Regions from separate parts of the Mus musculus genome. Here region 2 is linked to region 1. Evidence: chromatin loops called from intact Hi-C (ENCODE). Cell type or tissue: left cerebral cortex. All regions are shown on one strand. Links, peaks and the distances in the headings refer to the core of each region. The heading gives the core; the rest is flanking DNA.

Region 1 (15,680 bases), core at 5,441-9,440:
TCTCTACCCACCAGGGCATCCCTTAGCTAGGGTAACATTATAGAGCCTTGAGACCAGCCAGTGCCTCTGACTCTAACCTAGGATCCTAACTGACAGGATTCTGGGAGGAACACCAGGGATCCAATTGAGTGACTCCATCCATAGGAAGCAAGGGCATGTGCCAGGCAGGGGCTCTGGTGGGAGACGGCTTCCTCATGGATGCTGGTCATGGGAGGCAACTCTGGAAAATGAATTAGGTGATAAAAATCCATGCGCTTAGAAAGGCCTCTACCCACACTGTCCTGATCCCACTGTGGGTGCAGACTCAGGCAAGCTGATCCCGGACATTCACCTCCGACGGTATTTGCGGGGGAAGCTCTGCTATTCTCAGGGGATCTGACGGAAGCAGCAGAGGGAGGGACGTGGGTAAACGATGGTGCATCTAAATGAGGTGCAATTACAGAGCTATTAACATCAGGCTTTTGAGGAATTTTCAATGGTGTGGGGAAACGCTGATGATTTAAGGAATGGTTAGTAAGGAGCGCTGAGCACAGATAGGTCCCAATTATATAATATTTCAGTGTGTGCAGAGAGAAGGGCCAGATGATGGCGGCAATGATGGTGGAGCTGACGATGGTGGTGACACATCTACCATCTTGAGCACTGCCCGTGTGCCAAGGGTTACTGTTAGCTTGCTTAATGTTATAGTGACCCCACAACGTGAAGCCTTATGGTCCTCAATCTACAGACAAGGAAAAGCAGGAAGGGGAGATGATAAGTCTTGCCTCACAGCTGAGAGATGACTTAAGCCCAGTCTGTCAGTCACCAAGCAAGATTGGCCAAGATTCTCTGCCACTTCCTGGCTCTGCAGGCTGCAGCCCAGTGCAGTGTGCTAGGAAAGGTGGACCAGGTGCTCAGCATAGGATGAGCTTCAGAAAATCATGCTGTCCCTACTACCTCACTTTAACAGGGTTGGACTAGATCTGAGGACTGAATCAACCCCGCTCCTCCTTGGACTGCAGATGGCTGGATGGGACTGGAAAGAGCGGGCCCGGTCTTAGGTTCCATCCGGAGGCCTCTGTTCACTTCCCAGGGGCGTGTGTGGGATGCTTGGATATCACAGGGAGCCATCTACCCAGGCCCACTCAGTCCCCTGGAGAGCCCAATTGGGAGAGTCTGTCTCTGCAGAGTCCTAGATTCGTATAGGTGCCCTTCTCTGGAGGCTGGGAGAGCAGACAGCTCATAGCTGACTCCAGGCTCATTAGAGATGTCTGCTCGTCGTTCATCACCCTCAGAGGACAGCAGACACAATGCAGGATTCAGACCCTCACCTTAGCACCCACAGAACGTGGGACCTACACTGCCTTCCCCAGTATGTTGAGGGATTGTGGAACCTTGCTGGGCACCTCCCATTAGAGCTGCATTTCCTGTGCCGGAGACTCAGCGGTGACAGATGGGAAGGCTCCCTCCTTCACACACTGGAATCTCAATTGCACAGGCCACCTGAGTGTCACCTCCTGCCATGAGTGTATGCACATCTCCCCAGCTGCTGTGTGACAGGGTCATCTAGGTCTCCTAAAGGTCTCCTAAAGAGTGAAGGAAGAGGCTTCTGGAAGGAGAAAGAAGACTACACGTTCCTCTCTGCCCTTCCCACCCCTGCCTTCTGCCACTGCCTTCCTCTCCAGAGTCCTTGGAGCTACTGATTTCTTCCAGGCCATGCTGGCCCCTGGGTCCTGGGGCAGTCTGGTTGCTGTGTACACCTCAATAGAGACAGAGACACTAGTCCCTCCTCCTCATGACTGTCAGCTTGCCCTGATGCACTCATAGGCTCTGGAGCCAGATAGCAAGCAACACTGGGCAGTGTGCGTGGATACTGTGTCCACAGAGAGAAGCTTGTCACCCCCGGGCTCCACACCCTGAGAGCCTGAGGAAATGAGGAAAGCAAGTCACAGAGAAGTGTGCTCATCAATAGCATTGCTGCCATGCCCCACGAGAGGAATATCAACTTCTCAGCATCTCTGGTAGAGGGGACAGAAGGGGTATATGTGAGTGGATGTGCCAATGTTTCTAAGAACAAATACACACAGTCAATGCCTGAACCAAACCCACTTATAAATGAGTCTCTGGAGCAAGCTGGCAGTGCCTGGTCCATCTCAGAACCACCTAGCTGTGTAGAGCACATGGCTGCCCTGATGTTGCCTATCTCACACCACAGTGGCTTTGTAAACCCTTTTCAGGAAGCTGAAAACATCCATCCATCCTTCCATCCATCATCCATCCATCCTTTCACTCACCCTCTTGTTTCCTCATTCATTCATTCATTCATTCATTCATTCATTCCTACTGAGTGCTTGCCATATACCAGGTGCCCCTCTAATTTCCAAACACACAGTAGTAGCCATAATGCCTTTTTGAGACCCATGATTTCTTGAGGGAAATCTAAGATTCCCATCAGTCAAGCAGTGAGGATTCGGTGCAGGGCCATTGTGAACAGGGGTTCATGTTGGGTCATTCTGGACACTCCTGGGGACTTTTAGGCTGGGCTCACGTGTGCCAGGAAACTGACACTACGGCTTTACTCAGGATCTGTTTCCTTGGAGATGCAACCAGCGCCTTAATACATCACTCACAGCCTACAAGGATCCCATGGATGGGGGACTTTGGGGTCTGATAGAGGAATGTGAACCTCCAGCAAAAGGCAGGTTCTGCAGAGGCAGCCTGGCCCCTGCCTCCTCGTCCCTCAGGCACAGCTGAGCATGTTAAGCTTAACCGGTTTTGCAATTAAAGGATGCGGAGAACAGCTGTTGTAATTAATTTACAGAAACGCGTTGGGAGATGATATATCACGGTCCCACGGAGTCCTTACCTGAACCTAAGTTCAATCCCAGGAGGGCCGCTCCTCCCGAGAGAGAGTGTCAGGTTCTTGTGACGCATGTGGGCACACATGTGGAGGTCAGAGGTCAACTTTGTGAAGTCTGTTCTCTCCTGCCTCCTTTACATGGACTCCAGGGGCTGGACTGATTGATGTCTTCAGCATTGCAGAGGGAGTGCTTTATCCACTGAGCCATCCCACCCGCCTTTTGGTTGGTTTTCTTCATACTATAAACATCGATGATCCGGACTACATGCTGTATTTTATCATTAGTAACTGCCCAACATCTTTACCTGACCAACAGGCCATGAACTGGGAGACCACACTTGTCCAAACTATAGCTGACCTCTTGCTCAGTGAGAAATGGAGTGTGTAAGATGGCTGCAAACTAAAAAAAAAAAAAAAAAAAAAAAGCCGGGCATGGTGGCGCACGCCTTTAATCCCAGCACTCGGGAGGCAGAGGCAGGTGGATTTCTGAGTTCGAGGCCAGCCTGGTCTACAGTAAAGTGAGTTCCAGGACAGCCAGGGCTATACAGAGAAACCCTGTCTCGAAAAAACAAAAACAAAAACAAAAAGCAAACAAACAAAAAAAGATGGTTGCAAACTGCAGGAGCTCAGTGAGTGTCTATGTAAACTGGCTGCACACAGTAGGCACTCAGAAAATAAATGCCTGTGCAAGCAGACTGCACACAGCAAGTGACCAGTGAACTGTGTGGCTGTGTGAGGTGGGTGCACACAGTAGGCGCTTAGTGAATAAATGACTATCAGTTGGGTGCACATAGTAGGTGATCAGTGAATCAATGGCTGTGAGTTGGGTGCACATAGTAGGTGCCTGGTGAGCAGTAGACACAAGGGTAAGAATTCTGAGAAGTTTTCTGAGTCCTACACAGGCCTTAGGTGGCCCTCTGCCCTTCTCCTGCTCTCCCCACCCTCAGCACCCAGGTCTGTTTTGAGGGTGTTACTGCCAAATGTCCCACTTAGACAGCTCATTCCCAGGAGCTCTGTGCTCGGCAGTGCCTGAGCCTGATGCTGCCTGGCCTTCAGGCAATGTCCTTTGTGCTCAGTCCTAGGTGCCGGAACAAACCCTGATCAAGTCGTGACCCTTTTGGGGATCTTCTTGATGTCTTCTATAAGCCAAGGTCACACCCCTGAACCTGAGTGTCATTCTGCTTGACACATCCATCCTCCTGCCCACGTACCCCTCAGCCAGAGGTAAGTGCACTTATGCACAGCCAAGTCCTTAGTGTTGACAGCCTTTGGAAAGAGAAGTGCCCCCTTATCCAGGGAAGCACCCTGGCACCTTCACTTGCCTCCACTGCCCTGGTGTTGGGTCAGTCTGTCCTTACCTTGGCCATTTCTTGTCATGCCTGGATCCCTCTGGTCACATAGTAATGCTGAACCCAACACATTTGAGCTTAAATAAAGCACTCACTGTACCTGTAACCTACTCTTGAGTTGCTTGCCCCTGAGGAGGGCAATCCTTTCCTTACCCCCACCACACCCTTAAAGTCTCTGGGGGATCCCGGAAAGCCAAAGGTTTTATTACTCCTCACTCACCAGCAACCCCTGCCTCAGGGTCTGGGTTCCCACCGCTCCCTCCATCTGGAGGTGGTTGCCTCTGCATACTTGACTGGAATACTGGCTGGATGTCTGGGCAAGGTAGTAGCTGAAGTCCCCCACATCCCAGCCTCCCAATGGTGATGCTGGACTGTATGTTTTATGGCTTAAGATGGTGTTCTTCCTGATTTTATGTCAACTTGATACAGGCTGGAGTCATCAGAGAGGGGGCAATCCCAATTGAGGAATTACCTCCATAAGGCTGGGCTGTAGGTAACCTGGAAGGCATTTTCTTAATTAGTGATTAATGGGGGTGGGAGGGTGCCCACCCCATTTTGTATTGTGGGTGGGGTCATCTCTGGGCCGGTGGTGGAGCAAGCCTTGAGGAGCACCCAGTAAGCAGCACTTCTCCACAGCCTCTCTGCATCAGCTCCAGCCTTCAAGTCCCTGCCCTGTTTGAGTTCCTGTCCCGACTTCCTTCAGTGATAAACAGTGATCTGGAAGTGTAAGCCAAATAGTAAACTCTTTCCTCTTCCACTTGCTTTTGGTCATGGTGTCACATCACGGCAATAGAACGCCCAGCTTGGACAGAATGAAGGAGGAGTGTTGAAGATGGAGAGGGCTGAGTGGAGGAGATGTCCCGCTCTGGAGACTTTTCACACAAGGAGTCTCTGCTTCCAACAGGGAATATCATCAAATACAGGTGACTGCCTGCCACTTGTTGCTCTGAGAGGCTTATGACTGGCATGCAGCGAGCCTGGGAAGATGGAGGAGGGGCCAGAAGGGCTGTGCCTGCTGAGGCTTCCTCCTCAGGCAGGAAAAAGGGAAAGAGCAAGGTGGCTCTTCAAGAGGGTCTGAGAGGAGAGACCTGGGGTCTGAGAGGAGAGACCCGGCTCCTGTCAAACAACCACCTTCCCCTTTTTTTTGGGGGGAGAGGAAATGCGCCCCAGGGTTGTAGTCAGCGGGACGTCAGCAGGTGACAAAGGGCTCTTCTGACTCATGGGAGAGGACAGAGAAACCCAGAGGCAAGCATGGCTGTAAAAGGCCTACTGTTCTCTGGTGTCAATTGTATGCCCTCTTGCTGTCTCTCCTCCCTGTGTCAGACACACACATCATTCATCCTGAATCAGGCCATGATGTTAATTAAAGGTGGTTCTATTATGAAGAGATGCATTAGGCATCCTGTAATCAGCCCACAATAACGCAGGAGGAAGCCTGGGGTTCCTGTGAGTACAATAACCGTGCAGGCTTCCCAGGGGCTCCTCACAGCCTGCACTTAGAGAATGAGATATTATTCCATATGTGTGGACTTGCAAACCATTACAAATGAGTGAAAATTTTAAATTAATACACCGGGCCACAGTGAAGGTTAAACTCGGCCCTGGGTCAAGGAATCTATGAGAACTGAGACAGACTCTTACCATGAGGAAAATTCTAGAATGGAAAGGAAGCAGTAGTTATAGTAGCCATGCCCTGGGGTCATCTTTCAACTAGCTCACCTGGGGTTTGCACCTTCAGGGGAGAACACAAACTCACTTAGCTGTGTTGACCCAACTTCCACCCTGGTCATCTGGAGAGGTCACCGTCATGGAAGCCTATGCTGCCCCCCCCCAATCCTTAAACTGTCTTAGCATGGCATCCTGTGCCCTGGGGTGTGAACAGGACTCTCCCTCCTTCTGCCCACGCTGGAGGGTGCACTGAGTTCTGGAACTGTGTTCCCGCCAGGTCTGCAGGTTCGACTCTTTGCTGTTCTTCTACAGCCTCCGTGGTGTTTCTTCTGACTGGCTCACTCAGCTTTAAACACCAGGGGGAGCATGGTGTGGTGGCTCAGGCCTGTGTTCAGAGGCAGAGGCAAGTGGATCACCTCACGACCTAGAACAGCCTGGTTATGGAGTGTGAGTTCCAGGCCAGCCTGGGCTATAATGCCAGCCAGATTGGAAAAACAAACAAACAAACAAACAAACAAACAGTGGGCGTCACCTCCTCCAGGAAGCCTTTCTACATTATTCATCCCATTTTGTTTCTATTTTATTTTATTATTTTTGTTTTGTTTGTTTTTTTGTTTTCCTATAATCAGTCCACCTGGCCAATCTCAGAGAAGTTCACTGACTGAGTTCAAGACATTTACTGCGTGCTTCTTTGGAGCCAGCTGTCGGTTGACAGCAGCTCAGTGGATCTTGGCTGGACACATGTGTCCTGAGTTTCCCGTGGCTTCCGGCTGACCCTGGCTGCAAGGAGTGACCTAAGCTACAGCGGCTGACCTTGGCAGAGGTGACAGCATTCCTTGGCTCTATTCCTAGTGTCTCTTGTCCTCCAAAAGTCTGGACTAGGCATGTCCTCGCAGTGGTGGTTGTGACACAGGAGCCAGCCAGCCTGCCAGCCACACGGTGGCTTCACATCTGCTCTCTGTTCAAGCCTTGCAGGGAGCCCTGTGGCCTCAGTCAAGGCTGAAACCAGCCATCTTCCCACTGAGAAGCTGGACAGCAGAGTCCAGATGTGGAGGAAGGTGAGGACAGTCCTTGTGGCACTCAGCTAGATGAGTCCAAAACGTGGTGACATTTTAAGGGGCTTTATTGCCTTATTGTGGGCATTCAGGAAACCCTGTATGTACTTAACATACCAGACAGTTGAGTTTGACAAATGTCTGAAATCAGCATAGCTACATGGATAATAAATGTACCTAAACCACCTCCATTCAGTCTCTCTCCTCCCCCCCCCCCCTTCCTTCTCAACCTCTGGGCAGTTTGCTTTCCAGGGGGTAAAGAGGTGTGCACCGTGGCTTTATTTTGCATGTTAAAAAAATGGCTACAGATGTTGAATGTCTCTTGTCACCATCTTTCTTCCTTGCAGAAGTGTGTACTCAGAGAAAAGCCTTTACAGCCAACTTTTTAAAAAATTATTGTTGTCTTTAGAGGGCTCTTTGTATATTTTGGAGATTTAACATATGTAATTTATTAAATATGTACTTATTTTCTCCTAGGCTGTGGCTTGTCCTAGGTGAGGTTTTAAAACGCGCGGATTGACCCCTACCCTACCCCGTATCAGTAGTTATCAAGGGTGTCTCTGAGTGGCCAGTGCAGGCAGGAAGAGAGGCTGCTCCATTCTCCATAAGAACAAAGAAATGGCCAAAAATAACAAGACAGGCAACTTGAGAAGCCGCATTGAATCCATCTCCCTGTCGCGTGTGACCCTGATTTTATAGGGTTTTCTAGGAATCAAAGTCACAGTAGGGGTGTGAGTGGCGGGTGGGAAAGGAAATGGGTCCAGAAACTCCCCGCAAGCCCCACTGCCTCGTAGACCGGTCTTTGCTGGTCCAATGTCGCCCTCTAATGGCTACAGTCCCCAGCCAGCCTCGGCGCTCAATCCCTCTGGGCTCCACCAGGCACCGGAGGAGAAAGAAATGGCAGAGTCCACTTCAGTTCCAAACTTTCGAAGAATGATAGTATTTCCTTCACTGAGAAAATCTCTCGGTGGAAATGAATTGAAGCAAGAAAGCTCCAGGAGAGTCTGCTGCTGCATGCCTCGCACTGCACTCGTCCAAATGCAGCGGCTCAGAACAGACTCCAGCGCAGCGCTGCGGGGTCCACCCTGCAGTGTGTCAGCAGCAGGGCTCAGCCTGGAGCGCTGGGCACTGTACAGTGTGGCTTCGCATTCACGTGCTTGGGATTTCGGGATAGCTGGCCTCCGGCGCTTGGGGCTTGTTATTAAGCAGAATGTTCACCTGCGCACCTCAAACCCACTCCTGTCTGGCCATCCGCAAGCCCTGTATTTTCATCTGTGTCTGTCACCCAAGCCCAGCCAGCCCCCTTCATCGCCTTTGGAACCACAAAGAGGAGGCCACCCTGCTTCCCGCCTTCCAGAAGCGAGGGTGTGGTGCAGGAATCACAGCGTGGGAGTAGACAGATGTCTTAGCTGCCGAGATCCCTGCCTGGCATCTTCCTCAATCGGTCCTGCTTCTTGCTGCTAGGATATGACTTGAGCATGCTCACCTCAGATCTCTCTATCATCTCTTAAACATCAGTGTGCCCCACTTCCAGAGCTGTTTTCGGGGATACCCCCATGTCCTGCAGCTGAGCATTTCATCTGTGTTCACCTCAGCACATGCCTGACCCCAGGAAGCAGCTTGATGCACTCCCGGACACCTCCAACCGACCGACCTTAGACAGCTGTGACCCCACGTGGCTCAGGAGCTCAGCCCAAAGGCCACCGGTCCAGTCCCTGAAGACCTTAAAGCAAGCACATTGATTGTTCTGTGCCTCGGTTTCCCCATTTATGAACTCTTCCTATTGGCTTCTGGGTCGTGGCGGGCAGGGGAGTGTCTTGGGTGGGTGGAGCTTTTAGTCATAGAGTTCCCCTGCTGGGACTGTTCTTTGGAAACTGGAACTCGAAAATGAGGGACAGAATAAAGTCACCGCACCTGCTCGGGTGCACATTTTATTGAACAGCTACTCTGTGCTGGGCTCTTGGCTAACACTAGGGACATAGTGCCAGTCAAGCCAGAGGCTGTTTCTGCTTCCAGGAAACTCACACAGCCTAGGGCCTAAGACAAACAATAAACAAGTAAGTAATGAATTAATGGGGGCACAGACAAGAGAAGCAGACAGCCTTCCCGTGGGGGGTACAAAAGCTAAGTCCTCTAGACAAAGCAAGGCCTCTCATGGGAAGAAGGAACATCAGGCTAAGAGACCAGCATGCTCGGGAGCCTGGAAGTGAGAGGAACCATGGCTCACAGGGAGACCTGCAGGGAGAGCCTGGGGCCAGGAGAGTGCCAAAACCTAAGGTAAAGCTACAGCGGGTGGATGTGGTTGGGTAACACAGGGCCTTCAAAGACCCATCAGGTGCCTGGGCTCCATTCAAAGAGTAGATGCTTGCTTGGCATGCGGGGACAAAATGCTGGATAACCCTGGCTGGGGGCAGCAGTGCAAAAACACTTAGGCAAAACATTGGCCTTCCCAGTAGTCACATGATCACTGCATCCATTGCCAATCTGAGGACTCAAGGGAGGCTATCATCTCCCACCCACACTGAGGCCCGCAGACACACCAGAGAGACTCGCTCTGAAATCCCAGCCAATCAGACCCCACGTGTACACTCTGCTGTGAAGATGTGAAAGGGGCTTTCTTTTCAAAAATTAAATTAAAATTTATGTATGTGGGCATTTTGCCAGCCTGAATGTCTCTATACCGTGTGTGTGTGTGTGTGTGTGTGTGTGTGTGTGTGTGTGTGTGTGTTGTGTTAACCGCAGAAGCCAACAGAGGGCGTCAGATCCCTGGAACTGGAGTTACAGACAGCATGTGGGAGCAGCCATGTGGGTGCTGGGAATTGAACCAGATACAAGAGCCACAAGTGCTCTTAACTACAGAGCCATCTCTCCAGAGTGAGAGGCTTTCTTTTAAGGACAAAGTTTATTCATTTGTTTCGTGTCATGGGGAGGTGGGTGTGTGCTCCATGGTGCACTGTGGAGGTCAGAGGACAACTTGGGCTAGTTCTCCCCATCACCACGTGTGTCCTGGGGTTCAAACTTTGGTTCTCAGGCTCTGAATCAAGCCTTCATCTGTTGCATGGTCTCAGAGGCCCAAAGCTTTCTTAAGAAAGTGACTGTATCTGAGAGTAGGAGCAGAGGGGGAAGGCCTGGGTCCTAGGACAGCATGTCCCCTGTCCTGATGGATGGTCTTCAGCCAGAAGCACCGAGGCACAAGGTTCTAGTATCACCAACCTCAGTAAGGAGCTTGACCTCCCGACACGACAGAGGGACAACATGGTGGACATGTGGCTCCTGGCTTGTGAGGCTGGTATAGAAGTAGCCAGACTGTGCTGTGGCAATTCCCTGACAAACAGCACAGAGGTTTTTGGGGTTTTTTTTGGGGGGGGGTGGGTTTTTTGTTGTTATTTTATTTATTTATATTTCATATGCTATACCTCTTCCCTGTTTTCCCCAACACAGCCCCGTCAACCACCTATCCCCTCCCCCCTGCTTCTATAAGGGAGCCCACCCACCCACTCCCACCTTAGCATCCTAGCATTCCTCTATCCTGGGTCATTGAGCCTCCACAGGACCAAGGGCCTTCCCTACCATTGATACCCGACAAGGCCATCCTCTGCTACATGTGCAGCTGGAGCCATGGGTCCCTCTGAGTATACTCTTTGGTTGGTGGTTTAGTACCTGGGAGCTCTGGGGGGGTCTGGTTGGTTGATATTATTGTTCTTCCTATAGGGCTGCACACCCCTTCAGCTCCTTCAGTTCTCCCCCTAACTCCTCCATTGTGGTCCTCATGGTCTGTCCAGTGGTTGGCTGAGTGTAACTGTATCTGTATTGGTCAGGCTCTGGCGGAGCCTTGGAGGGGGACAGCCATACCAGGTTCTCATCAGCACAGACTTTTAAAGACAAACCTTTTTAAACAAGATTTTTTGGGGGCTGGGGGACACACACATTCTCTGTTGTGGGAGCAGATGGCTCCAGAATCAAAGGTCTCTTACGTAACCGCATCAGAGCGCAGCTGCCTGCCTGCTACACTGTAGTGCGGGCCTGTGGAGCCTTGAAGTTATGACAATTCCAGTCATGGTTGAGAGAGCCTAGGTGGCTGCACCACGTGTGTCACCACTCTTCCAGGAGAGAAAGGAAAACTGAGCCAACACAAAGAACGCCAGGATTGCATGGTGAAAGGCCTTGCTGGAGCCGTTGGCAACACTACACTGACAGATACAATCGCTTTCTCTTTCTCATGTCACTCGGAGTCTAGTGTGGGTTTCTTTCTGGGCTCCCATGTCCTGGCTCCAATCAGGACTGAGGTATGGCTGAGGCAGCCTGCAGGTGTGGGAAGCTGTGTTCTCCCTACCCACAGCTTCTGTCTGCCGTGTTCATTTTGAGTCTCCCTCCTCTCTCTCCTTCCCTCCCTATCCCTTCTTCCCTCCCTCCCTCCTTCACTTTCAGTTTTTGTTGCAACATGGTCATATATATCCCAGGCTAGCCCCACTATGTAGCACAGGATGACCTTTCATTCTTGATCCTCCTCCCTCTGCTTTCAAGTGTTGAGATTACAGACTTGTGCGCTGCCATACCTGACTCGGTGACAGTTTCCTTTAAAACAATTTTTTGGAGATTTTAGTTTTCTGGTTTTATGTGTATGGGTACTTGACCTGCGTGTGTGTCTGTGCACTGTGTGCGTGCAGTGCTTGTGGAGGCCAAAGAGGGCACTGGATCACCTGGAACTAGGGTTAGAGACTGCTGTGAGCCATCATGTCAGTGCTGGGACTCGAACGCAGGTCCTCTGCAAGAGCAGCCAGTGCTCCTATCCATGACTCCAGCTGCTCAGTGACACATCGTCGTTGCATGTGATGGGAACAGATGCAGCAGTGACCTCACATTTTGGAAGGTGTGAGTTTGGAGGTAGAACCCCTCTGGTGAGAGATGAGGAGGTCCTTGAGGCCTGAGTTTGATGCTAGGTTTAGGATCTCCTCCTTACTGAGGAGGCTGGGCCACACAGGGGGCTGAGCTCACAGTAGGTGGCATGCCTGCTGGGTTGGTACTTCTGCTGGCTGGTGGTGATGCTGGTGCTGATCCAGATGCGGATGCAGATGCTGATGCTCTGATGCTGATGCTGATGCAAGTGCTGCTGATTCTGACGCTGGTAATGAAGAATCTGATGCTGATCGTGCTGATGCTCCTGATGCTGATCCAGATGTTGATGCTGATCCAGATGTTGATGCTGATGCTGATGCTGCTGGTTCTGCTGATGCTGATGTCCCTTGCTTTTTCACCCTTGCTAAAAGGATCTCCTCACAGCAGTCCTCAGCCCAGCTCTCTGTGAACTTCTGAGAGTGAAGTGGTTTCAGCTGCTTGTCTCTCCTCTGTAGAATGTTGTCCAGGAAGGCCAGCCTGCTGTGAACGCTGCTACCTCTGCAAGGCCCTGAGCCCAGTGTGAACCACATGTCTGAAAAGCCTAGATCGATCATGCCCCGCACATCTCTGTCCTCCTCCGCACTGCACCGCCCTCAGTGGGTGATCACTGTTGTGTTCCTGTTGAGACCCTGCTGCGTTTACAGAAGAAGTAACTCCCTCTGCTGTGGGGAAATCTGTCCTGTTGAGACAGGTGCCCTGTGACCAGACAGCCCAGAAAGGTCCAGGGCCAGGAATCTGTTGGACAGTGATCACTGAATGTACCCATGGCTCTCTGGCGGGCCAGTTCCCAGTGGCTCAGCAGGTCTCATCACAGAGTATCAGGCGCGTACAGCTATAGGAATGGAGAGGAAGCAATTGGTTGGCTCAGAGACAAGCGTGTAATCTCGGTTCATCATTCCCTTTGCCCTTGGGTTGAAAGACACCATTCTGTTATGATTACTTAGCTGTGAGGATCCAAGACTGGCCTCACTGGTGTCCAGTCCAGGGAGAGACTGTGTAGAAATAAAGGCAGTTCAGACACAAATCCAGGTGAGATGGAAAGAGAAACAGCCGGAAGGCGGAACCAACCAGATGCGAGAGCAACAGTCTAGTCGGCTGCTCACTCACTAGTCAGGTACACGCTTGCCTGTACCCACCGGTGACATCTGCTCGAGGCCGCACATGGTCCAGTCTCCTGAGGTGTTTCTTTCTGGCTGGGTTGGTGTGTTATTTACTTTTTTAAATGCTGTGACACAATACTCCACGAAGGCAACCTTGGGTAGGAAGGTTTTTATTTCGGCTCCCAGTTTAGAGTATGACCCTCACAGCACAGGAGTTGTGGCAGCAGGATCCTGAGGCAGCTGGTCAGGTTGCATCTGAGGTCACGACACGGAGAGAGGTGAATGCTGGCGCTCAGAGCACATTTTCCTTTTCCGTCCAGGACCACAGCCCACGGAATGATGTCACCCACCTCTTCAGCAATACCCTTGTAGACACACCCGAAGACGTGTTTCCAAATAGCCATTCTATCCCCAGTCGTGTTAGCAATAAAGATTAACCATCGGTGAGGTGACAGAATGTATTTGAATATAAAGGAATGGACTCAAATGCAGCTGTTTACATGGAGGAAATGAGGGGCTCAGAGAAGTCATGTGATCCACCCACGGTCACACAGCTGCCCAGTCTCAGCTCTGTGTCACTGAGGCAGGAGCACTGTCTCCCATCCATCACTGTCCTGTCAGCAGTGGTGACCTCACACTCCTGCCTCCATGTCTCTCCCACGAGGACAGACTGTACCTTTAGACAAGAACCCAGGTAAACCCCTCCTTAGGTTGCTCGGACAGGTTCCTCACAGCAGTGAGAAAGCTGACTGAGGCTGGGCTGTTTCAGTCCTCCCCGGCAGTGCTCCTCGGCACTGAGTGAGATTCAGGTTCTTCTTAAATGGATTGAGGTTCTCTTAACACTCAAATCCTCCCCATGGAGCACCGACAGTGCCTGGCTTGGGCAGTCCGCACCAGCCTGGCTCTCCAGGAGAGATCTGGAAAACAGTACTGGACTCCCAGAGTCCCCAGAAGCTGCCTGCCACACTGCAGCTCACAATCATGAGGTATGTATGGGACAGGAAAACACCTACGCCCCATCAGTTGACCTTGTGGCAGGTATGTTAGGGTCATTGTCAGATAGCAATACTGGGAAAGCCAGGGTTCATATCAGGGGTCTGGGTCTGAATGTGGGCTGGGACCTACCCTGCAGGGTTCCTTCTCGTGCTGCTGAGGCTGCCAGACTTCCCTGGAAGCCTCCTGCCAAGGGGTCTGCAGCAGGAACAAAGTGAGCACCATTTATAACGGAAGCCACACACTTACACCCAACTAAAGAACTCGCTGGCAACAGGGGCTCCGTGTTCTGTTCCACAGATGAACCCAAGTCCCTGACCCTGAAGCAGGGCCTGAGCATGTTCAGAGCACCTCAGCCTTCCCCTTCCCAAGACCATCCTGGTGCAGGGTACTTCCAGAGAGCAAGGGAGGGATGGAGGGGAGCCTGGGGGAAGGGGAAGGTTCTCCCAGGAGGGAAGTGACCAGAGGAGACTCCCCACGGGAGTGGAACCTCTGAGCTAGCCACTGTAGTAACTGCACTTGAGCCAGTGGGATGGAAAGACCCTTACTCCCACCTTGGTCTCCCTAACTAAGGCCACCTGGGCTCAGTATACCCAGCTAACTGAAGCTTAAGTACAGGGATTGTGATCATGACATTGTTGTGAGCCCTTGGGAGAGCCACTGGGTCTCTCTGAGTGGTCTCTATGCTGGGGCCAAGTAGGAGCCAAATGCATGCACTTTTAGGAGAGGGAGGGCAGGAGAAAAAGTGGTGGGAGAGAGGAAGGGAGGGAGGGAGAGAGAGACAGAGGCAGAGAGACAGAGACTTGATTTCAGGTAACACAATACTCCATGTGGCAGGTGGGCTCAGTGACTTCACTGCAAACACTGCCCCTCAGTGACGCCCTGGCCTGAGTTGCAGGTACTGAGGAAAGCATCTGCCCTCAGGTCTCTTCAGACCTAGCTGGAAGGGTCAAGTGGCTCTAAAAGGCAGCTCAGAGCTACAAAGCTATTGGATCCCAGCATAAGGTCTATAGGGGGCTACAGTCTGGTCAAGTTGTCCTCTCTAGCCCTGTGGAATGTCACCCATGGGGTCAAGTGTATGACAGAGCCCAGGCAGAGCCCCTTCACAGTGCCAGCTCTTAGCCTAACGGCAGATCTGTCTGAGTTTTTGTCACCACCCTTTCCTGTCCCTACCCGAGTCTGAAGACCCAGAGGACCTCCCCTAGCCAGTGCCCTTCACTAGCTCTGCCCACCTCGTTCATTCCTCCTCCAGCTCAGCAAGGTCCTGTTGCCTCCCGCCTTCTTCATCACAATCGAGGCCCTAAGAGGCACAATGAAGCTTCACCAAACCTTTTAAGAACGATGTGTTTCCTGCTCACCCGTATTCTCACACTGGTATTCTGTATGCCAGCAATAGCAGGGTCAAGAGAAATGGAAGAAAAAGAGACATGAAACCAGGGTCTTCATTGAGATAAAGAGGGAGTGTTTGAGTGGAGTGTGAGTCTGTGGTGTTTCCTGTGGGCTGCTGACAGGGGAGAGGTTGACGAGCCTTTCTTATCTTTCTTGGAGCTTTCCATACAGAAGGATGCCAGCCCTGCTGCCACAGCCAGCAAGACGCACCCCTTCCTCATCAACTCAGTACAAGACACCTTTCCCATCAGCCAGGTGCAGCTCACCAGAGTAGGAGCCTACTGAAGTGTCCGTGGTCCGTCCCTACTGCATGGGAAGGAGTGTTGACGGGGTGGGGCAATGACAGTCCACTGAGATCCCAAGTCTCCAACTCTCCTCAGTTGTTGGAAAC
Region 2 (15,680 bases), core at 7,026-11,025, 140 kb after region 1:
TTTAATTTGCAGCCAATCTCACATCTAACAGGAAATAGACAGGGTGTTGAGTGGAGTGGAAGAGGCAGGCTGGCTCTTAAGAATCAGAGAGCAATCGATGGCCTGGCTGGGTAGGCAAAACTGGGCCTCCAGAGGATGGCACTCTGCATCTTCTAAAACAACAACAACAACAACAAACTTTAGAGGCAGGCAGATCTCTTTGAGTCGGAGGTCAGCCTGATTTACAGGGCAAGTTCCAGGACAGCCAAGACTGTACAGAGAAACCCTGTCTTGAAAACAAAACAAAACAAAAACTCTTTTACTTGAATTTAATAAATTTAATGTGCATAAATAGAAATAGGACATAGAAGAGTTGAATGGCTTTATAAAAACGTGACTTTAAGATGTATTTCTATTTTAAATTATGTGTAGGTGTGCATGCCTGCGTTTCCATGAATGACGCATACCAGGAGGACAGAAGACTGATACACCAGGCTGGAGTTACAGACAGTTGTGAGCCACTTGACATAGATGCTGGGAACTGAACTAGGGTCCTCTGGAAGAGCAGCAAATGTGTTTAACTCCTGAGCTCTCTCTTCAGCCTCTTCCCCATGGCTTTTTGAGATCCAGTTCCACGTAGCCCAGGCTGACTTCAAACTCTCTATGTAGCACAGTGTGACTTTGAGCTTCTGGTCCTCCTATCTCCTCCTCTTCCTCCTCTTCCTCTTCTTCATCCTCATCCTCCCCTTCCTCTCCCTCCTCCTCTCCCTCCTCCTCCTGAGAGCTGGGACCACAGGTATGTACCACACGCCCAGCTTATACAGCACACTCTGCAGACTGAGCTCAAGTGCGGTTTCATGGGTGTGGATGGTCAAAAGGTGTTTAAGCTAAAAGGAATTCAAGATTATTTTTCCATGACGATTGTGATTAATGCCGTTGTGCTTTAAGAAGTTCTGACTGCACCCAAAATGATGGAGAGTCACATGACCCCCTTCCTGTCCTAGTTTCATGCTTAGATCAGCTGTTCCGCCTCAAATTGATCTGTGCAGGTGTGTGGGAATGTGTCTAGAATCATTTCCCTGGGACCACTCGGGTGGTGGAGCAGTTTGTTGAAAAGGACAGAGCATGCGTGCGGATTCTTTGGGTCTCTGTCTTCTGTTCTGTAGACCAAATGTCAATTCTTACTTTGTCTTTGCTGCTATGATTTCACCATCCTGAATCAGCTGCTGTAGATCTCCCAAGTTCTGTTGAAAAATTATTTAGCGAAAAATTATTCTGTTTAATAAAATAATTTTAACTAGCATGTTTTCTCTCCACTCCAAATTGGGGTTTTTGTTTTTGTTTTTACTCAGTATTTTGCCTCCCACAAACTAGGTGTCTTGTTAATTTTCCATTGTGATAAAATACCCTGGCCCCCACCCCCCCCCAAAAAAAACAACTTAAGAAGAGGGCTTGTTGGACTCACACTTCCAGCGGGGCACAGCCTGAGATGCTGAGAAGAAGGACAACAGGTGGGGAAGGAACTGCACAGGAGCAAGAGGCTGGTCCCCACTCAGGAGTAGGAAGTGACCAGCAAGTAGAACCCCTACACAGTTTCAAGCCACGCCCCAGGGACCCACCCCTCCATTTAGGCTCCCAGGTTCCACAACCTTCCAAAAGGGTCACCTGCTGGTGACCAAGCATCCAAACATGCTGTGGGAGGGTGCATACCAGACAAGTGTCCTGCCCCTGAGCTACAGCCCCAGACCTTTGTAACTTAAAATTCTTTCACATCTATTCATTTGGAATGTGTGTACGTGTGCATATATGTGTGCACGCACTGTGTATGCATGTGTGTGACAGGTGTGTGTGTAAGGTGTGTATGTGTGTGTGGCAGGTGTGTGTATGTGTGTGTGTGACAGGTGTGTATGTGTGCCAGTTCTGTGTGTAAAATGTGTATGTGTGTGTGGTAGGTGTGTGTATGTGTGTGTGTGTGAGACAGGTGTGTATGTGTGCCAGTTCTGTGTGTAAGGTGTGTACGTGTGTATGTCTGTGTATGTCCAAGGCAGGGTTGCGGAGTCTGGGGGTGCACATAGAAGCTAGGAGACAATTTGAGGGACTTGGTTTCCTTCTCCCATGCAGGTCCTCAGGTTGCCTCAGGAGGAAGCAAGCTCCTTTGCCTGCTGAGCCATCTTGCTGGATGCCTTTGTTCAGTGAGACAGGATCCTACTGTGAATCCAGGCCGAATCATCCTTCTACCTCAAATAACATGGGTTTTGAGGCTAAAAAATTTTTTCTTTTAAAAATACTTTTACTTTTGGTGTTTTTTCCCTGACCCCTCCACCTTATTCCAGGTCCCCATCCCCAACCCCAACCCCCACTGCAAGAGGCTGGTGTCATTAAAAGACCAGATCACACCTCAGTTGCCCACAGCCCGTTTCTTCCCACTCCTTACAGTCTTGTTAATAAAAGAATTTAGAAGCAGAAAATAAACAAGTGAAAATATTTTACACTTTATTATTAGCCTAGAGTGGGAGCCAACATTCTACCCTTGTACAGGGACAGCATAAATATAAATACTTCAGGCTTCAAAGATTATTCTCTCTCTCTCTCTCTCTCTCTCTCTCTCTCTCTCTCTCTCTCTCTCTCTCTCTCTCTCCTTCCCTCTCTACTTTCCATTACTGTAACAAAGTATTTGAGATAGCCAAGTAATGAAGAAGGAAGCTTTATTTACATCAATTTGGGAAGGTTTCGGTCCATGGTTGGCTGGCATCATTGCTTTGGGCTTGTGGTGATCCAACGCACCGTGGATTGGGAATACGATGTAGTTAAAACCCTTATCCTAGGGCAGGATCCAAAAAAGAAACCAAAGGAAAGACACCAGGGTCCCCCAAGCCCCTCCCAGGATACACACCAGTGACCTGACAGCTCCCACCAGGCCCCGTCTCTCACAGGTTCACCACTGCCCTTTGGGGAAGGATATACTGGGAGCTGAGCCTTCAAAATACGGCCTTCTAAGGAACATTCCAGATCTAATGCAAAGAGAAATCTGTGAAAAACAAGCTTTGGCTGTATCTAATAAAAATGCACTCCCAAACTCGGACACTGGATTTTGTACAATTTCATGTATCACAAAGTATTACATTCTGGATGTTGGCCCAGATTGGACTCATAGGTCATAGTACAGCCTTAGGCAGAGCAAAGCCAATCCATTTCTGATGACTCCATTCTCACAGAAGTTCATTACACCCACCCGTGATGCTACAGAGCTAGAGCTATAGAGCTGGTTAAAGCCCCTGATATAAAGCTCCCTCCACCCCCTCCTCAGTGAATGGCTGCCAGTGGTCCACAGGGCTGGGCAGATCTTTCTCACATGAAGCTGAAACCAACCTGTGTCCATGACCGTGCAGTCTGTCATCTTGGCACACATTACCACTCCCCTGGCCAAAGAAACCTGGCCAAGCTTGTGGCCAGCAGGGCTGGGAGAGCCAGATCCTCACACAGGCTCAACTCTAGGAGAGTTATTCTAGCTACCAGGCTAGACCACCACTGGTAATGAATGCTGCTCTTTAATGCTACCGTGGAGACGCGCCCCATCCTTAATCTGCTGCAGTGTTCTTAGGAGAGAAAATGTTTGCTCCAGGAACTCCCAAGGCCTTTGGAAACTGCAAGATCAACACTAACTGCCAAGGCAGCTCCAGCCTTAACCTCCCCTGCCCAGCCCAGGCTGGGGGCTCAGAGAGGTAGCTCTGTGGGGCACTTGTCTGGAGCTCTGGAACCCTGGGTCCTGTTTCCAGCCTCTTCTGGCCTAGAGAGACAGTAGGTGGAGAGAAAGAAAGAGAAGGGGGGCATCCCATTAGAGGATGTTGCAAAAAAATATCCTGAGTACAGGGTTCCTTTCTACCTTAGACCATTTACTTCCCAAATGAAAGACACACACAGCCTTATATATTTCAATATGCCTTAAACAGCACGGCTGGGCAGCTGCCTACTTTCCATGCTGTTAGAATCTACTTTCCCGTTGATAACCCCAAATTCTCACTTACTATTTGCTATGTTCCATCTTGGCTGCTTTAAACCCAATTGGGCAGCCCTCTTGCCACGTTCTCTTCGCCCAGAGGCCATGGTGACTCTTCTTGCTTCTCTGTCCCATGGCTGCTCTCTCCTCTCTCTCTTCCTTTTAGGTCCCAAGCCTGGGAAACCTAGACTCTGCCTATGTCTCTTCTCCCCAGTTCTTGGCTGCTGGCATTTTTATTTACCAATCGGAATTGACAGGGGGTTGGGTCCAAATCTTGGAGGCCAGCACTTAGCACTACAATAAAAGGTAGATGACAAAACTTCAACAGAGACCGTCCTCACTCCTCACCTCTGGGAGCTGAGCTCTCCTTAGAGAACTGAGCACAGGGACCAGACTAGGGCTAGTGAGTCTGGGTTACACCCTTAACCTCACTACTTAGAGTTTCTGCATGGCAGTTCCTGGAAGGATGCCCTGTTCCAAGGTTGGGGTTGGTGGTGCGTATCTTTGCTTCTTACCAAGAGAGCAGCACACCTTTGGCTGGAGTCCAGAACTCTCCCTAAGCCAGGATCCTAAGCCAGCTCCTGGTCAGGTTAGCAGGAATACTACTTGTTTCAGTTTCTTGGTCTTACTTTTGTTTTGTGTTGTTTTGATTTGTTTTTTAAAATTCTGTGCTTATGTGTGTGGGTTTGTCCACATGAATCCAGTGAACTACAGAGGCTAAAGGGGGACGTTAAACCCCCTGGAACTGGAATCACAGGCAGTCGTGAGTCATCCAGCATGGGTGGTGGCAACCAAGCATGGGTTCTCTGTGAGCATGGTACAAATTCTCACCTCTAATTTAAACCAAATTCTGGCTGTTTGCAGAGAGATGACCTTTGCCTCCATCCAGTCTCCTGAGACTCCTCCGGCTTTCTTGTTCCCAATCACATTCATTGGGTAAAGTGATTTCTTTTATCTGGGGAGAGCAGGCACTGAGAAGGTGGGGTGTCAGAGACCTGGTGACTGGGTCAGTAGAAGGGGCCATTGATGCCCCAGGCCTTCTCTGCTGCCACCTCTACTTCTTGCTCCCTTACTAAGTCAATGTCTGTCTGCCTGTCTCAACAGTACCTCAGAATCTGTCTTTTTTATCCTGTCCCCACTTTCTTGTTTTGGACTCCTGTGGTTCTAACCATACAGGGGGGCTAGCTATACCCTCTCTCTGCAAGGGGAGCTACCCAGAGAGCATGCATTAACTAACTACATGGAAAGATCATGTGACACACACCAAGCCACCTTCCAGGGCTGCTGGGACGGAGAGAAAAGCCTTACAACTCTGTATGCCCTAAGTTTGGTCAGGCTGAACCTGGAGTCTGAGCAGCAACTCCCTCAAATGGAGAGCAGCTGGAAGGCCTAATCATTCTTGGCCCTCTCCACAATCCAGACCGGCCCTCTCCTCCCTCCCCGAAGACCTGTTACAGAGAATCTCTGGCCCAGACATCTGTTACTTCTTAGGTTCTGGTCCAGTTCAGCACTGCTACCATCTGCTTCCCAGCAGCAGGTCCCTAGTTTCCAGACCTGACCTCTTGACCTCTCTGACCTCTGACCCTGACTACATAATCCTTACCCAGTGGCAGGCACTGTCTTCACACCTCAAACACTGGCATGCCTTGACCACCAGGACGCAAGCTCTTTGCCCCCCTCATAGGCTCCACAGAGCCCTCCCATAGCTCTCACACTCACACCAGACCCAGCAGAGACCACAGGGCCCCTGTGACCTGGCTGTGGGGCCTCAGCCTGTGTGTTTCACCTTTTAGCATCAATCTTGCAAGCCTACCGGAGTCCTGACTCCGTGCCACCCCCTTCCCAGGCTCTTCTGCCCCACCCAGCCCTCTACACAGGTTTGTTCCAGCCCAGGGCTTTTGTTGAGCACACTCTGTGCCCAGCCTTGGGCTGTGGCTTAAAATGACTGCCTTACTCAGCACTCCCAGTGACCCTGGGGTAACTGTCCCATCCTGTAGTTAGGCAACCAGGATTCAAAGACCAAAGCAGGCATCCAGAACACTTGGTCAGGATGTGGCACAGATGGGATAAGAACCCAGGGCAACTGTATAATATCACCTGCTTTCCACCCACCTGCCCAGGTGAAGGATCCCTTCCAGTCTAGGTTATGAGCTCTCTAAGGTTCTCACCCTAGTGGCTGCCAGATTGGAGCCCAGCACATGTCACACAGTTTGCCAAGGTCTGCAAACTGAGGAGTAGGGACAGCATAGTGGCTGCCGGGACCCTCCCTCCTCTGCCTGTCGCTCCTACCACTTGATCCCTCAGTAAGCAAAGCCTTTAAACCAAAAACAATTTTACACTTCATTTGAGTTAATCATGGAAGCTCTTTCTAGAAGCCATCTCCCCCTAATTGTCTGCAGAAAAGCAAGTGCCTGCCTAGCAACCCCACCTCTGTCACAGAGCCCTGGAGCCACAGAAGGTGGTGACAGGTAGGAGGGGCTGCAAACCAGAAGCTAAAGACTGTCCAGCTGTGTGCCCACCGACCTGGGTGCTGCAGTACAGCAGGCAGCACCAATGGCTCGGTCTCCCCAAAACACACCACACGAAAGGGAAAAGACCACATTTAAACAAATCACCAAGCCAGGAGTGCCAATGAAGACCTATAATCCTACTCAAGGAGCTGAGGCAGGAGGATCCTGTGTTTAAGACCTGCCTGGGCCACAGGATGAATTCAAGACCAGCATGGACAACTTAGTGAAACTCTATCTCACTAAGGAATAAGCAAGTACATAAATAAACAAGAAGTTTCATCAAGAACCATCAAGTTAGTCTTGAACTGTAAACAAAGACATCATCACAGGACCCCATTTTAACCTAAAATTATTCTTGTAAAGGCCTCATCTCTGAATTCAGAGTGAGCTACTTGGGGTATAAGAGCAGTCTGGAATGCCAGTCAAAGACAGCATATGCCTAGGGGCTCAGTTGGTAGAGTATTTGTCTAGGTTGCATGAGACCCTAGATTCAATCCCCAGCACTATGTAAACTGTGAATGGTGGTGCATGCCTGTAATCCCAGCACTTGGGGGTGGGGTAGAGGCAGGGGGATCCTAAATTCAAGGTCATCCCCAGCCACACACCAAGTTTGAGACCAGCCTGCAACACATGAGACCTTGTCTCAAAAAAAAAAAAAAAAAAAAAAAGATGAGATTGGGTGATATGGCCACAGACTGTCTCACAAAAGAAATGAAAAGCATATACCCTGAAGAACTGAGCACATTGCCCCATGTCACACGTATGGGAGATTCACAGACACTGTACTCACTGTAGTCAAAAATGACAGCCTGGAGCCTGTCTTTGTAGAGAACAGAAGATACATTGTGGAGATTGACCTGGACCAGCAAGGCCTTCTTCAGTGACAGGTTCCTGAGAAAGAGGACCAGGAGATGAAAAGAAAAGAGAAGATAGGAAAGCTGGGGTCAGGAGGTCTCGCACAAGCTATGTCTTATGCCAAGAATGTTTATCAGAAAGTACAGTTTTCAGTGGGAAAAAATGGACAGAGTTGGCAGAAAGTGATCATATAACAGGACAAAGTCAGCGGGAAGCTACTTAAGCAGCATGCACAAAGGGACCACAGGGTATCTCAAGTGCACCACAGACCACGAGACCACAGACCACGTGTTAAGAGACCTTCAGATTGTTAACCCCAATCTCTCCTGGGGAAGAAGCCGGATCCTTAGAATTCAAGCCCACAGCACCCCCAAAGCCCCTGGCCCCGGGGTTTTACTGGTCCTTCCAAGCACACTCCTAGCTTTTGAAAAGGAGTTGTGTTCCTTCATTCATCAGGGCCTAGGGAAAGCCTTGGATTAGCCTGGCTCCCACCAGAAGACAATGAATGGAACAGAATGGCATGTGCAAGCCCACCCCAGAAGATGGGTATGAGTACCATCAACACAGTCCACAGGAAGAAAACAAGGCATCATGTTCTTTACAGTTCAAGTAATATGAGCTGGCCTGAAATGATAGAAGCTGGAATCTTGAGTCCCTCTCAGAGTGACAAAGCAGCTTTCGGGGGCGGGGGGGGGGGACCATACTGAAGCTGGATCAGAGAGTTGGCTGCATGGGGATGATGAACATGCAGCTGGCTCCTAGTTGTCCTGGTTTGGGTGTGCAGTTGGTCAAGTCAAAGCTCTCTCTGTTACTTCCTTGTGGATCTGTGGTCAATGAGCTGTCCACTGCTGCTGGGCCTTCTGTGATGGTGTCATGACATGTCGGTTAGTTGTCATGGGAACTCCCAACTCTCCACTATCAGATTATCTTGGGATCATTCCCACCTCTGTAAGTTCATCATGATGGAGAGAGTTAAAGCATTTAAGGGTGTCGAGAGTCTCTGTCTCATGCTTGCATTTGCTCTTGTTGCCTGGGGTACATCTATCAGCCAGCCAAGGTAGAGGAGGTAGATTTCCCATGCTTGGTGGAAGGAACTGGGTCCCACATCCTCGAGTACAGACTCATAGAGGGAGAGATCTGAGGGCATGGCAGACACATGTGAGAGTTCTGCATCACACCTTACATGGTTACACTCTAACATCTAAAATGCAACAAACAACAATTATGGAAGGCAGTTGGGTCAGACGATGACAAATGGGTTGAATCCTGGTGGTTCCCAGCTTTCCATATATTCTATTCCAACCAACAGTTGGGTGAGCACAGGACAACCAATGGATTGAGTCGTGAGGAGATGACTGGGGAACTGGGCTAAACAGAGGGTGGAGACATAACTTGTCCTGGACTCTGCTGTCGCTTGCTGCTGGGTTTTTAGCACCTCGGACAGCTCCCTGCCATAGCTTGCTGCTGTGTTTCAGAACCTCGGACAGTTTCCTGGGTGTTCTTTTCACAACCCTTCCTTTCCCTGGTTCCTTGATTTCTGGAGAGAATTCTCTGGTTAAATGCAGTTCACCCTTGCTGCCAGAAATGAGGGTATAGACTCTGGGACCTTAGGAAATCAAGAATTTTCTAGCACGAAGTCTTTCCTGCCCCATACAAGCTGTTCAGGGACAGACAGTCCTCAAGAGAATGTATTTATAGATCACTTGGCAAATCCGATGAAATGATAAAACAATAAAGTAGAATTATATAACAAAGTTAATCAAACTAATTTAAAATTTAAAAGATACCAGACTAGGTGGGTTTCGCTGGCCTTCTTTATGGCTTAGAGATGAGCAGAGCAAGGTGTAGTAGGCAGCTGGAAACTGAGACCCATCTTCTTCTGACGTCTTGCTCCATGTTTGCTTGCATATTGTCAGTACCCCCATCCACTGGGACTGGCCCATTGGTACACTGTGCCTCCCACACTGCTTCAGATACCTACCATTGCTTGGTCGCCTTTACTGTTACAGCCCTTCTCTTTTGGGGCTTGCTCACCCTCAGGAGAAAAAAAAAATTTTTGGCCATTTCATTTGGCTCATTCACTGAAGAAAGGATTCATGAGTTAATAGCTCCAGCCATGGCTGGATTCTTCCTAGAGAATCAAATGCATCTTTCCTGAACATGGATTTTCTGGATTTATCCTGTGTTGGCAGCATCACAGACCATCTATAGGAGGAAAACAGCCGCAGGACTGTCTGCTTGCACCACCAAGGCCACAGGCCCCTTTCCTGGAAGTGTGAGCATGCTGCTGCTATAACTCTCACTGAGCTCACATGCATATACTTTACACACTCACAGGCACTCTTACATGAGCTTATGTTTTCACTTACATTTGCACTCAGACACCCTCCCCCCAAAAAACCATATTTGCCTGTGCTCACAAAACATTCATGTGAGTTCACATCTCTATCCCACGCCTACACTCAAACACTCATGTATGTATTCATAAGCACATGTGTGCAGATGGGCATGGGCGAACATGGGTGTTCTCATAGATCCTGAGTCCACATACAATCACTCACACACCTATGCTCTCACTCTTGCACTAAATCCTGACTCACACTTATATGACCACACACTCTCACATGAGCACATCAGACCCACAAGTACATGGGTACAAAGACACATGGCACTCACAAACACAGCTGACCTTGAGCAATCACTCACTCAGTACCACCTCTCCCCCAGCAGCCACAATCCTTAGGTCCTGCCCCATCCCGCCCTCTCCTGGGAGTGAACCCTAGCATCCCTGGGAGTGAACTGAAACCTTAGCCCCAGCTCCCATCTCCTCCTCACTCCCTGCTCCCCACCCCCCTGCACTCTCCCTTTTCTTGCTCTCTCCTTTTCTCTGCAGTCCCTCGCCCCCACCCCCATCTCCTGGCTTGTACATCCCGCTCCACCTTCCACAGCTAATTAAATGATAGCATGGAATGTTTCTCATTTGCGTTTGGCTCTGAAGCACACCGGAGCGTGTGCTCATTAGGTGGCCCTGCAGAGGATGAGCTGTGCAGGGCTGGGAGCGCCAATTGCCATTCGCAGCCCATCCTGGAAGCCATTAAGTATTCACCGGAAAGAATCAGAACCCAGAACCCGAATTCCTGGGTTAGAAGGGTAAGTGTAGGCAGGAGGGCCACACCTGAGGACAGTCCTAGACTGTCCCAGGTTCTGTGCTGTAGCTAGGGCAGGAGGGAAGAGGTATCCTTGGTCACAAATGACCCCTGTCACTGACAACAGAGCTTTGGGTGTCAAAAATTCCCATCAGCTCTAGCTAGAGTCTGACTAAAGCTCTTAGCCCAGAACTCCTGGGGTGCCAGGTGCAGGGATCTCATTTGTCCTACAAGAAAACCACAGCTGTTGGCCAGTGGAGTCGCTGGGGAGTGCAGAGCAGAGCTCTCCAGGTGTGTGCTGCTGGGATTGGTCAGAAACTCCTGAGAGCCACCCCAACATCACTGATAGCCTCAGCCAGTGTTTGTATCCTCATCTTGGGGCCTAATGGTAGCCCTTGGGGCCATGATGCAAAAACAGGTACCAGAGGCTTCTAGGTACCAAAGGAGGAGGTCAGAAAGGAAGTTGAGAGTAGACCTAGAGCACAGATGCTGCTGTCAACCCCTGTGAGGTGCTGGGTGGCAAACTGATGACTACATCCAGTCCTCACAGCAGCCAGGGGTAAGGCTGTCATCCCCAATTTACAGATACAGAAAGTGAGGCTCAGAGATGCATGTAAGACTTTGAACCACCAAGGATCAGACCTGAAGTCCGTGTCCCCCCCCCCCCCGCCCCACTGCCCCTGCTTTGAGGAGCAAAGTCAGCTCCCACCCAGCACTTACCAGTGTTAATTTACCCCCGCAGCCTCAGTGTTCTAGCCATTGCCTGGAGCCTCCTGTGGCCCTCTCTTCTAGAACCTCGCAAAGAGTCTGACAGAGGCACGTTCCTCGGTATGTTTTACAGACAAGAAAACTGAGTCAGGTCACTTCTTCAAGCGCAGAGTCAGCACCAGGCAGAGGTTGGGCTCCACAGCCAGGGCTCGGAGCCACCCTCAGCTTCCCTTTTGAGCTCACTGCCTGCCCTTCTAGTCTTATGGGAAGTGCCTGGGAAAGGGAGGCACAATCATTCATTACCAGAACGCCACCTGCTCACCGCCCTGTAGCCAGCTGTGCACTGTGCCCCCTACCCAGTCCTGATAACAGCATTTTCAATTATTATAATTATCACCTGAAAAATTGGGTCCTGGCACAGATAATAAAAGTGAAAGTCAGCCCCTCCCCCCATCGCTCCTGACAGCTCTCCATCTGCTGGTGAGTCTTGTAGCCCACCTGAAAACAGGGCTGGTGAAGAGGGTGTTCCCACAGAGGGAAGACTTAGGGTCAAATGGATGTATGATACCCTGAGGGTGAGGAGTGCGTGTCATTGAACATGAGTGTCTATGAGGGTGCATGACTTTGTATACACATAAGCATGAGTACATGTTTCAGCATGTGTATGTGTGAATGTGTGTCTGTATGTGACATGTGTGTATGTGCATTGGATACATGTGAATGAGCATGTGTGTCTAGACATGCATGTAAGCACATATTCATGTGTGTGTGTCCATATGGGTACGTATGTGTATGCATGTATTTCTGTACATGGGTGTGTGCTTATATATGAGTGTGTCTGTGTGTATCTATATGAATGTATATGTGTGAGCGTCATGGATATGTATGAGCATTTGCCTGCACATGACTATAGGTGTGTTGATCTGTACCTGAGTATGTGCATGTGTGAGCATGTATGTGCATCTGCATGTGAGTGTGTACATAAATGTGTATGTCGGTATATGTGTGTCTATTCTTGAGTGTGTGAGCATGTATTTTTGTATACATGTGTGTATTTGTGCATGAGTGTGTGAACCTATATGTGTATTTCAAGCATTTCTAGACATAAGTCTGTTTGTCTCTGAATGTATGTGCATGAGTATGTGGGTAAGCACGTGTGAAACATGAATGTGTGTATGTGTGCATACATGTTCTAACTCAGGACAGCTGTGATATGTGTACATACATTTTCTAACTCAGGACAGCTGTGATATGTGTGCATACATGTTCTAACTCAGGACAGCTGTGATTTTCTGCCAGAAACTGAACCTGGTAGTCGCTCAGGTGCTAAATATCAGAAGCCATGCAGCAGGTACATTTCTTCTAGATGAGCTGTCCCTCCTCCCACCTATAAGCCCCTCCTCAGCAGTCCTTCCACCCCCGAAGTCCTCTGCCTCCTCAATCCTCCCTTCATTGGCCCACACTTGAACTTCCAGAACCAGGGGCACTCCTTCCAGCCTGCGTGCTAACAGACCGCAGCCCAGGGTTCACCCGAGGAAGCCTGCAGCTGGGCCTGGTCAAGCAGCTAACAGGCTGTGGCTGCCTCATCTGCGGAGCTGGAGGGCAGAAGAGTGGGAAGGAGGAAGAGGACCGGGGAAGCCTGGCCAGGCTGGAAGGGAGGCAGGCACGGCTCTCACAGTGTAGGGTGTTCACACCAGAAGAGTTCCATTCCATTTCCTCAACAACTGAGGCCTAAAATAGGGCAATGAACCCCTGAAACTCACACCAACGTTAGCAGAGTGGAAACATCCAAACCACCAAGCTGAGAAATAAAGTGGTTATCTTAAAGGAAAGCAAGCTGGTGAGTTTTCGCTGACAAAAAATTTTTTTAAAAAGTAGGCGAGAAGAAGCGACCACCGCTGCCTTCAGACCCTAACTAATCTGAAAACCTGGTACTCATGAGGATAGTGGGGGATGGGTGCTTCTCTCCTCCCGCTCTGGTCCAGTCTGGTGTCTGCAGTGTCTCCTGCTGGGTCCTCTTCTGCCCCTAGCTTTCCCCATTGCCTCAGCAGTCACTGTGACGATGTGAACGTCCTACGGCATGTCTGTCTGCTCCAAACTCTGTCTGTCCCGTGGATTCCTTCTGCACCGAGGATAATCCCAGAGTCCCCATCACGGCCCAGCCATTGCCTCTTTTCCTAAACAACCCCCACATACCTTCACTAGTCTGTGGGCTTCCTGTCATTTCTAAATGGTTCCAAGGTCTTCAAGTTCACCATTCCAAACTGGAACACTTTCCCCTTGCCCTTGCCCTTGACCCTTGACCCTTGACCCTTGACCCTTGATCCTTGACTCTTGACCTGTGTCTGGCAGCTCTACCTCATGCAGAATCTCTGCCTGGTGTCAACTCTATGCAAACCCCAGAGGCTCCTCACAGCTCCTCACTGCCCTTGCCTGGTTGATTTCCTGCCCGTCATTCCTCTGAGAGTTTCAGAAGTCATCCGGCTTATTGGCTCATTGTCATGTCTGTCATGGGTCTCTCTCCACTCCCCATGAAGACACTCACTTCTTTGGGACTGTGATCTTGCCTTGCTGTGTTCTTACTGCTGGCACAGACCTCAGGCAGAACTGGTGAGCCCCTTTCGTGTTCTCTGGCCTGGTGGCAGAAGGCAGGGACCTTGACCTCAGCCTCCTGGTCTATATAACAAGAGGCATTGTGGGCAGATCCCTGCTGCTGCTCATCTCCTCCTTGGATGAGGGGCAGGGCCTGGTGCCCAGAGATTGCCCTACCTCTGTGGGAATCCCCTGCCTCAGTGGGAATCCTCCTTTCTTTGACTCCATCCCTCTGTGTCTCTCCTTGTCACCTTGGTCCTTGATCCTGCCATCATCTTGCTCCAACAGCAACTTGGCTAATTTCTTGGGCCCATGAACCGCCCAATGGGGAGGCTGGGAGGGTGGCCGCTTCTGCTCCATCACTCGTCCTAATGCATCGTCTGACACTTTCAATTTATTTTTCAATTCCTTCACCATCAGAAATGACGATTAAATTCCCAGCGTAAATGCTGCTTTACCAAACTGAATTAATCACAGTGAGGAGGGGCAGGCTCTACAGCCCAGCTGAGACGCAGGCAAGACCCACATGTTTTTATTGGGGTGGGGGACGGGCTCCAGGTCCTCTCTGGACAACCCATGTGAAACCTCACTGGAGGTCACCCAGTACACAGACCTCTGCCATCTTCAGCCTCATTCTCTTCCGGGTCTGACTAAGGGAGGAGGCAGCCCAGGGTCATTGCTTGTCAGAGCAGACCCACAGGCATAGGCCAGGCTTTTTCTGACCCACCCATGCCCTGCCACACATGTGGGAGTGTAGTCCCAGACTTGATACCTTTTTGATTGCATGTGTGGGGCCAGGGCTCCCTTAGACTCAGCACTAAGTACCCAGTGATCTCAGAAGGACCCAAGGGGCAGCCTCATATCCCACCTTCATCAAGGCCACAGCAGGGCCATGCTACTCCCCACCAGCAGCCAAGTTCCACCTTTCTCTCCTTCTACCCTTCCTTTCCACCCCAGCCACACCCAGCCCCTCCCTGACCTCTATGTTCGCTCCCTTTTCTCCCCATGCTGACACTTAGCCGACTCATCCCCAGTAGCCTGGGCTCAGCTGCCAACACTCCCCAGCTCCAGGATCCAACCCCTGCTCTCCTGAAGCTTCTGGTCCCAGGCTGGTGTCTCCCACCACCACCACCACCACCCAACCTCCTCATACTTCAAGTTTCCTACCTTGACACCCCTCACCGAGAACTTTCCTGCCCCCTCTAAATTAGATTCTCCCTCTCAACCCATTTCCTCTCCTCAGAGCACTTAACAAGTGTTAAGACTGCACACTAATTCCTGAGTTTGTTTAATAGGCTCCTCGGGGAAGGGACTTCAGCTGGCATGCTGAATGTTGCAATCGCTAAAATCCAGCCTTGGAAGCTGAGGATGCCCAGTGCCCATGAAAGGCAGGGGGTGGCGGGGAGGACCACCAGTCCCTCCAATCACCCCTAAGTGGCCTGCACATCCTTCGCAGGGCCTCATTACAGATGGCAGGATGGGTGGCTGGAAGGTCTTTGTAGGGACCCTTTTTAGAGGCTTGTGCACGCCAAGGAGAGAGAGAGTCTCTCCCTCTGCCCCTCAGAGCCCTCCTTGGTGTTGCCTGCCTGTCTCCTCCAGGTTGGACATGACTGTCACCATCTTAAATTAGCACCTACACTGATGGGGCCTATTGACACCTTGTGGAAGGATGGAGAAGCTCATGGGGCTCAGAAGTCTTCTAGATCCTTACCAAGCCCCTCCCCTTTGCAAGGTTGCATAAGACCTGACTAATTGACAGGGGTTGGGCTCGTGGGTCCAATCGTTTTTTTTCCTGATGGGTCGTCCTTGCCGCGGATAGGACTCCTCAGTGTTACAACTGTCTGCAAGTTGCTCAGGGGACTTCCCTGTAGTGTAACTGCCTCCAAGTCCCTC

The links. A loop is a pair of places that touch in the nucleus more often than their neighbours do. Peaks named below come from ENCODE experiments on the same cell type or tissue, not always from the same donor. Only the 100,000 strongest peaks of a DNase experiment are listed, where the experiment ranks them.
Region 2: it touches region 1 in a loop (2.8-fold over the local background); 6 of 42 quality-filtered maps call a loop at or near these places.

The regions. Positions count from the first base shown.
Region 1 is chr4:131,245,429-131,261,108 of GRCm38, reverse strand. No RefSeq gene overlaps it. Among named protein-coding and RNA genes, the nearest start is that of Gm25261, 14 kb to the right of the region's middle. In left cerebral cortex, for the core only: CTCF peaks have their summits at 6,201 and 7,758 (motif pointing left); DNase peaks (open chromatin) are centred at 6,208, 6,725, 7,745 and 8,283; H3K4me3 peaks cover 517 bases.
Region 2 is chr4:131,108,569-131,124,248 of GRCm38, reverse strand. No RefSeq gene overlaps it. Among named protein-coding and RNA genes, the nearest start is that of Gm35482, 36 kb to the right of the region's middle. In left cerebral cortex, for the core only: no CTCF peak of the experiment used is centred there; a DNase peak (open chromatin) is centred at 8,859.